3 separate regions of the Homo sapiens genome follow, and regions 1 and 3 are each linked to region 2. Evidence: read pairs that join two places in POLR2A ChIA-PET (ENCODE). Cell type or tissue: Caco-2. All regions are shown on one strand. Region 1 overlaps CASK (calcium/calmodulin dependent serine protein kinase). Region 2 has its middle 170 kb from the start of CASK. Region 3 overlaps NYX (nyctalopin).

Region 1 (2,500 bases), 540 kb before region 2:
CACTTCTCGGGCTCAAGCAATTCTCCTGCCTCAGCCTCCCAAGTAGCTGGGATTATAGGTGCCTGCCATCACACCTGGCTAATTTTTTTTTTTTTTTTTATTTCAAGTAGAGACAGGGTTTTACCATGTTGGTCAGGCTAGCTTCGAACTCCTGACCTCAAGTGATCTGCCCACCTCGGCGTCCCAGAGTGCTAGGATTACAGGTGTGAGCCACCATGCCTGGCCCCTGATACCTTTTCAGCTATTCAGTGCTTTCAAGGTCATTTGAAAAACATATTTTCTGCGGCACTTTTCATTTTTTTTCATCAGGAGGATTTATCCAAATAATCTCATCCACCATTACAGGAAATAGGAAGCAAATCTGCTTTTTGCACTGCCATCACTCAGGATTCCTCCAGAGGACTCAGAGTTCTAGAAATTGGTGAAACATTTATATAGATGATCTGACTAGGCAGAAGAGGTCTGGAATCTACACAATTATTTTCAATAAATGCCCATAATATATGGTAACATTAAAGAAGACATTCTGTAAAATGTAAATATCAGTAAGAATATAATGGCATCATCACGGCAACGACTTAAAGATTGCTTTCCTCCTGCTTATGCTTGAACTGTTTCTCGAAGATCAGACTGAAAGACAATGCCAGATGGAAGGCTGCTGCTTCTCCATTTGGGCCCACGTTTCCTTATGTATAAAATGATGGCATCTGAAGTCCTCATCAGCTCCAACATTCTAAATTTAATACTATTTTTTGGGGAAACATGGGATAGCTGAAAGAGGCGATCAAGCAAAAGAGATTAACTGAGAAATCTCTTAACTAGTGAGAAAAATAGATAAAAGCAGGTAGAAATTTCTATGGACTCAATGTCTTTGGTCTCTTTTAGCTGGGTTCAAGTATTTTAGGAGGAACTGGCAGGATGCTTAATGGCTGTTATTTTTTGCCACATGAAACAAAACTCAGACATTATCTCTTTTGTGCTAGAAATAATCTGGTATATTGCCCAAGTACCAACAAAGGTAAAACCATCAATATTTTCCAAAAGACAGTTCAACTAAGGAAACGGTAACAATAATAGCAGAAATAGATTTTATCAAAATATACAGTGATCTGTGACTCCTTTTCTCTCAGTTAAAAACAGTGCCTAAAACCCCTAACTTTAGCCTGCTTTTAGGGCTTAAACTTTCTAGCAGAAAAGGTATTTTTAAAGGACTGGCAAGGTAAAGAACAAAGCTTCTGACTACCTCCTTCTAACAGTGAAATACATTTTATCTTCAAATACTCTGAGTGACACTGAAGCACTGCACCTACATTTTTTGCTGGTGGTGGGAATGGGATGGGCATGAAAGCATGTAGAAGGGCAAGGAGAACGTACATTTTTTTAATGCCATTCTAAAACAATTATAACAGCATATAGGAGTGGAGGGCTCTGCTGTGAGACCATGACTTGGCTCAGGGCTGCTCATCCAATCTCTTTCCAGACCTTCCTTTCTTTTTGTGTAAAATGAAGCCCTGACTCTGCAACTAGGATCTCACTAGATACTGAAGATATAGAATTCTTGGATGACTAATTTAAATTTTGTTTGGCTCGTAAAGGAAGGAATATATCAAACAGGTTTTACACTCTAAAATAATATAAAATTGGAAAATGGATGGTCAGGGCTTTGTTTTTATAACCAAGCAAAGCAAAACACGCATAAAAACATACCATTCCTGAAGTTCAGGAGAAGGAATGAGACCTGCAGTTCCATTTTTGGAGTTTTCCAGTTTACCCTGCCACCAATTATGATCATCCTTACTAATAATCTGGATGATGTCACCAACTCTGAATCGAATGCCAGCTTCTTTACAGGGGATGAGGTCATCCTTGGCTGGATCATATTCAAATTGTGCTCTTACATAGATCTATAAAACAGGAGTTCGTAAGAAAGGATGCCATAGTGATGTGAAAGAGAAGTTAGCTCTAATGTCATAACCACACACCAACAGTTACAATACAAACAGGACATCAGATGGTGAAAGCAAAAACGATGCATGGAAATACGACACAAAAAACTTCTACCGCTAGAAACAATGTACTAGTAATCTTTGATGAGTATAGCTTCAAAACTTTGCTGTTTTTATTTGGAAGGAACACTTGAAATACTTGTTTAATAAAAATAAAGACTTAATTTATGCTTTTACTGTAACAGAATAGGCCTCTAATTATAGAAAAGTATGCTCGCTCTTTTTTAAACCTGCATTGGTGATGCTGGCATTATGGATACGTTGTCATGACTGCGTGGCAGCCTTTAAGCCATAAATACTAGCAGTCAGGATAGGTTTTAACCCTAAAGCAGCACACGATATAAAATTAGCAAGAACTCTGGGTTGGTATCTTGCTGTAGAATGCTTATATGACAACTGGCAGTGTGTCTACACATTGCTGATAAAGTTAAGTGTAACTCAAACAATTTTTTAAAAGTTAAAAAAAGCTTCATTTTTTTCTAATTTAGGTTTTA
Region 2 (2,500 bases):
AGAGCACAATTTTTTTTTATACATTTTAGAGAGACATGAGACATCAATCAACATATGTAAGATGAACATTGGTTCGGTCTGGAAGGGCGGGACAACTCGAAGAAAACGGGGGACAACTCGAAGTGGGGAGGGAGCTTCCTGGCCATAGGTAGACAAGAGACAAATGGTTGCATTCTTTTGAGCTTCTGATTAGCCTCTCCAAAGGAGGCAATTAGATATGCATTTATAATAAAATGGGAGACAGGTTTTTCCCAGTTCCCAGCTTAACTTTTCCCTTTAGCATAGTGATTTTGGGGCCCCAAGATTTATTTTCCTTTCACAATATGATTAGGTTAATAGTGATTTGTCTTATAACCTTTCAGGAACCCCTTTACTGAAAATGAGAATATTGTGAATAAATTATCATTTACATGCTCCCATTGTGGAATGTGATCATAATTTTAGCAAAGGGCTTGCTGATTACTGGACTGAGAATCACCAAAGAAGTGAGATAAAATGTGTGGAAGGGTTTGGAAGGCCTCTGCAAAGAGCAGGGAGAAGGGAGTGGAGAAAGATAAGGCAAAAGCACACAGAAATGAAAAAGAGTACAGTAGGTCCTCTGTACCTGATGGTTCCATATCAGCAGATTCAACCTACTGCAGATCAAAAGTATTTGAAAAAAATAATGAGAAATAAAAATAAAATCCTAAGACCCCCAACTGACTGAACAGACCTCCTCTTGGCTAAGGGGAATCCCAGAGAAACCTGAAAAGTGGAGTTCCTGGCCATGAAAGGATAGGAGGTAAGACATGCCTCAATAGGCCTTTTTCTTATTAATTTTTAACCCAAATTCTTTCCTAAAGAGTAAGCAGAAATCAGTGGTGGAAAATCAGAAATGGACGACTCATTCCTTTATCATCCTTAGCCAAGTATCTGGGGCAGTGACCAGATTTTCCTTCCCGTTTGTGGTTTCAACACAGCAACTGACCAGCATTCCTTCCTGATAAGAGGCCACCGATCATGGAGTGGTTCCGGCCGGTCTACAAATGACGTACAGTGAGGGTTTTCACGTCCTCTGCTTCACCTTTTGACATCAGAAGGCTGAGAACTCCACCCTCTGATCATGCTAACACACCATTTTTTGTACATGTGACCCATGAAGAGGCATGAAATTCGATTGGATATATGCATGCTTCTTTCATAAATATTCATAAATCCTCCTACAGCTTATTAAATATGTATACTTACACAACCCATCCAGCACAAATTCCTTTCTTATCCTTCCCTCCCTCAAAGTGTTTGCTCTCAGCTTTTACTGGAAGCTACGCATCCCAGCCTGTGGCATGGCCAGCCTGCAGGCTGCAACCCTTTATGAGAAATACAGCTCTCCTTTCCAAATTTATAAACCTTGTGGTTCTTCAGTTGACAATAACAATACAACAGTAAAAAAAATCCAAATAAAATATAGTATAACAATTATTTACATAGCATTTATAATGTATTAAGTGTTATAAGTAATCTAGAGATAATTCAAACTATATGGGAGGATGTGTGTAAGTTATATGCAAATATTGCACCATTTTATGTAGAAGACTTGAGCATCCACAGATTTTGGTATTCTCTTGGAGTGCTGGAACCAATCCCCTGTGGATATGGAGGGATGGACAACTATATTATGAAGTGTGGGTATGACTGAGAACCAAATGACATTGCCTCAGTATCAGTGGTCAGTTGCCTGAAGAGTCTTGAGCCCCTCAAGCTGAGCCAGTGGGAAGAACAATTTTGTGGGGCCTATGCCTGTTAAAACTGCTCTTTCAGACTAGATAGTTCTAGCAGAATCTTAGTGGTCCCCAGCCTGTTTGGAAATGCCTGGAACTTTTTCAACAAAAGCAGAGACTCTTCCTTGATGGTGGAGAAGCACAAAGGGGAGCCAGGAAAAAGCACACATTTTGCTCAAGAAAGCTTTGGAGAAACAAAAATTGTAGAGAGAAAGTAAATGAACACTACAGAATCAAAACAAAAACAAAATCACTATTTATGAAGAAAAACTGGAAGGAAATACAGTTGATATGGTGATGGGATTTGAGCTATCCTTTATTCCAAATTTTCTGCGATGTGATTATATTGTAAGTTTTTCATTTTAAGAGAAAGTAATTCCGGCAGTTTGGTGTGTGTGTGTGTGTGTAATGGGGTAGCGGGTGGTGAGCAAGCCCTGGACTTGTAGTCAGGGGCTCTAGGTTAAACTTTAGCTCTGTTACCAGCTGCTCACTTCTGAGCTAGTTATTTAACTCCTCTCTGCCTTGGTTTCCTTATGTTGAAAGCTGAAATCAACATAAATTCCGTTCCTGTGTTTAACAATACTGAGACCAGGCATATGTTCCTGTTCCCATGTTAAAAAATACTGAGAACAAACAAAAATAACTTAAGCTACTTGCTCTAGGAAATAATAGTTCCTAGAAGATAAGACTGTTAACTAACTAAAATAACTCACCTATGAAGACTAACAGCTTACTCATAAAGA
Region 3 (2,500 bases), 620 kb before region 2:
TCCAGTCCAGGCCCGTCCCCAGAACCAGCGGCCACCACCGTGAGCAGGTTCAGCAGCCTCCTCTCCAAGCTGCTGGCCCCGAGGGTCCCGGTGGAGGAGGCGGCCAACACCACTGGGGGGCTGGCCAACGCCTCCCTGTCCGACAGCCTCTCCTCCCGTGGGGTGGGAGGCGCGGGCCGGCAGCCCTGGTTTCTCCTCGCCTCTTGTCTCCTGCCCAGCGTGGCCCAGCACGTGGTGTTTGGCCTGCAGATGGACTGACCTGGCCAGAGGGGGGAAAGTTTGCTTAACTGGGCTTGAGTGTGTTTGTGGTAAGGGGAGAGGAGCCGGAATGGAGGGCAGAGGTGAAAATCCCAGTGGAGGGTGGAAGGAACCGTTTGCCTCCAGAGATGGCCCCAGGGAGAACACAGGGACGTGCCACTCGAGGGGGAGGATGGTATGGATTTCTGCTTTTGTCACACGGGCATCCATTGGAAAAGAGAAGCAAGAATGAACGTGGGCCCTCGGGTGGGAAGACTAGGAATCGGAAGCTTCTAGGGCTTCACATCCCTTCCCCTCCCCTCCCCTTCCCCTCATCTTCCAGGCAACAGTGCCTGCAAGGCCTGAATTAGAGAGACTTCCATTGGCTAAGTAGTTAAGAGCCGTCCCATTTCTCCTGGCGGGGTAACCCATTACACCGAAGTCCTTTGTTTTCTACCACAATCCTCCTCCTCCTCTCCAGGGGCCTGGAAACACTAGGATTCAGGAAGGTAGGCAGGACGTGAGAGAAGGGAGATGGGAGAGAGATTTAAGACAAAGGGTGGCGGTGGTTCCTGGGGTCTGAGATGTGTTAGGAGGCGTTTAAAACAAAGATCCAGTTCATTTACTCCACAGTTATTCCCAGGGCTGGCCCTAGCCACAAAGGAACTTTAGGGCAGGGTAGGGAAAAAAGGGGCAGCAGGGGGTGTGTTTGTGGACAAATAAATTTGTAAAGTCCGAGGATTAAAAAAAAAAAAAGGTTAAACCGGTTTCTCTACTGCTGGACTTTTCAGAGTCTTTCATATGCTAACATTCATTGTGAATCTCCCAAGAGGCCACACAATCCTTTTTTCTTAGCGTTTTGTGGGATGAATGTCCGGAAGACACAGAGAGCGGGGCAGGGAGGCTCCAGCTTGGATGATTCCATTAGGTGTGGAAATTATTATGGGCTGCACACTTCGGGGCTGACTAACGGCCAAGAGGGAAGGAGGCAGCCAGTAGCTGGGAAAGGGGATTTAGAGATTTCTCAGGTTGGGGGTTGGCCAACTATATTCCCCCCGGCTTGACTGCAAGGGCAAAGGCCAGCCAGGCCTGCAGCAAGCATGCATGGCTCTGGGTGTGCTGTGCCTGAGGGCGGGGCTACCAAATCCCACCTAGGGGCCCTACCAAACCCAGCTTTTCTCAGGGTTGCAGTGGGAACAAACGGTGTTTGTTCTGTCTGCCTCAGGATCAGCAGCTCGTTTAGCATATGCTGCAAGAATAAGGCTTTGCAGGCTGAGTTGCAAATGCTGGCTCTGCTGGTCTGCAGTGGCCATCTCTGTGGTTTGCAGCAGAACCGTCCTAAGCTGGTCACAACAGGCAGGGATTCCTGACAGACTGTAAGGCAGTCAAGTCAAGAAAAGTGCATATGCTGCTCACCACTTACACAAGAACCCAAGCTGTTCTCTGCACTGCATGCTATGACTGCATTTGTCAACATTCTGGAAATTGTCATCTTTTTAATGTCCTCTCTATATTTGAAGAGGTGGGTTTTGAAAACCCACATGAAGGCCAGGCGCGGTGGCTCACACCTGTAATCCCAGCACTTTGGGAGGCTGAGGCAGGTGGATCACGAGGTCAGGAGCTCGAGACCAGCCTGGCCAACAAAGTGAAACCCCATCTCTACTAAAAATACAAAAATTAGCCAGGCATGGTGGCACGCACCTGTAGTCCCAGCTACTTGGGAGCCTGAGGCAGGAGACTCGCTTGAACCTGGGAGGCGGAGGTTGTGGTGAGCCGAGATTGCGCCACTGCACTCCAGCCTGGGCAACAGAGCAAGACTCTGTCTTGAAAAAAAAAAAAAGAAAACCCAAATGAATTCGGGGTGCACCAAGCTGTCACTTCTTTTTTTTTGAGACGGAGTTTCATTCTTGTTGCCCAGGTTGGAGTGCAGTGGCGCGATCTTGGCTCACCACAACCTCCGCCTCCTGGGTTCAAGCGATTCTCCTGCCTCAGCCTCCCGAGTAGCCGGGATTACAGGCACGTGCCACCACGCCCGGCTAATTTTGTATTTTTAGTAGAGACAGGGTTTCTCCATGTTGATCAGGCTTGTCTCGAACTCCTGACCTCAGGAGATCCGCCTGCCTCGGCCTCCCAAACTGCTGGGATTACAGGCGTGAGCCCCCACGCCCGGCCAAGCAGTCACTTCTTCATGGGGACACTCCTGTGTCTCTGTGTAATACTAAGTATTGGAAGTGTCGCACAAAGTACTGCTGAGGACAGGTGT

Evidence for each region. ChIA-PET counts read pairs that join two places held together with the same protein. Peaks named below come from ENCODE experiments on the same cell type or tissue, not always from the same donor. Only the 100,000 strongest peaks of a DNase experiment are listed, where the experiment ranks them.
Region 1: POLR2A ChIA-PET joins it to region 2 with 5 read pairs; 2 of 35 experiments call an interaction of 5 or more read pairs at or near these places.
Region 3: POLR2A ChIA-PET joins it to region 2 with 9 read pairs; 2 of 35 experiments call an interaction of 5 or more read pairs at or near these places.

Annotation. Positions count from the first base shown.
Region 1 is chrX:41,552,012-41,554,511 of GRCh38, forward strand. CASK (calcium/calmodulin dependent serine protein kinase) reads right to left here. Exons shown (of 27, transcript NM_001367721.1): 21 at 1,708-1,904. Among named protein-coding and RNA genes, the nearest start is that of CASK-AS1, 36 kb to the left of the region's middle. In Caco-2, no CTCF peak of the experiment used is centred here; no DNase peak of the experiment used is centred here.
Region 2 is chrX:42,095,460-42,097,959 of GRCh38, forward strand. No RefSeq gene overlaps it. Among named protein-coding and RNA genes, the nearest start is that of CASK, 170 kb to the left of the region's middle. In Caco-2, no CTCF peak of the experiment used is centred here; a DNase peak (open chromatin) is centred at 1,002.
Region 3 is chrX:41,474,642-41,477,141 of GRCh38, forward strand. It overlaps NYX (nyctalopin), which reads left to right. Exons shown (of 3, transcript NM_001378477.3): 3 at 1-1,011. The coding sequence ends at 258. Among named protein-coding and RNA genes, the nearest start is that of NYX, 29 kb to the left of the region's middle. RefSeq lists an enhancer at 515-1,106. In Caco-2, no CTCF peak of the experiment used is centred here; a DNase peak (open chromatin) is centred at 1,350.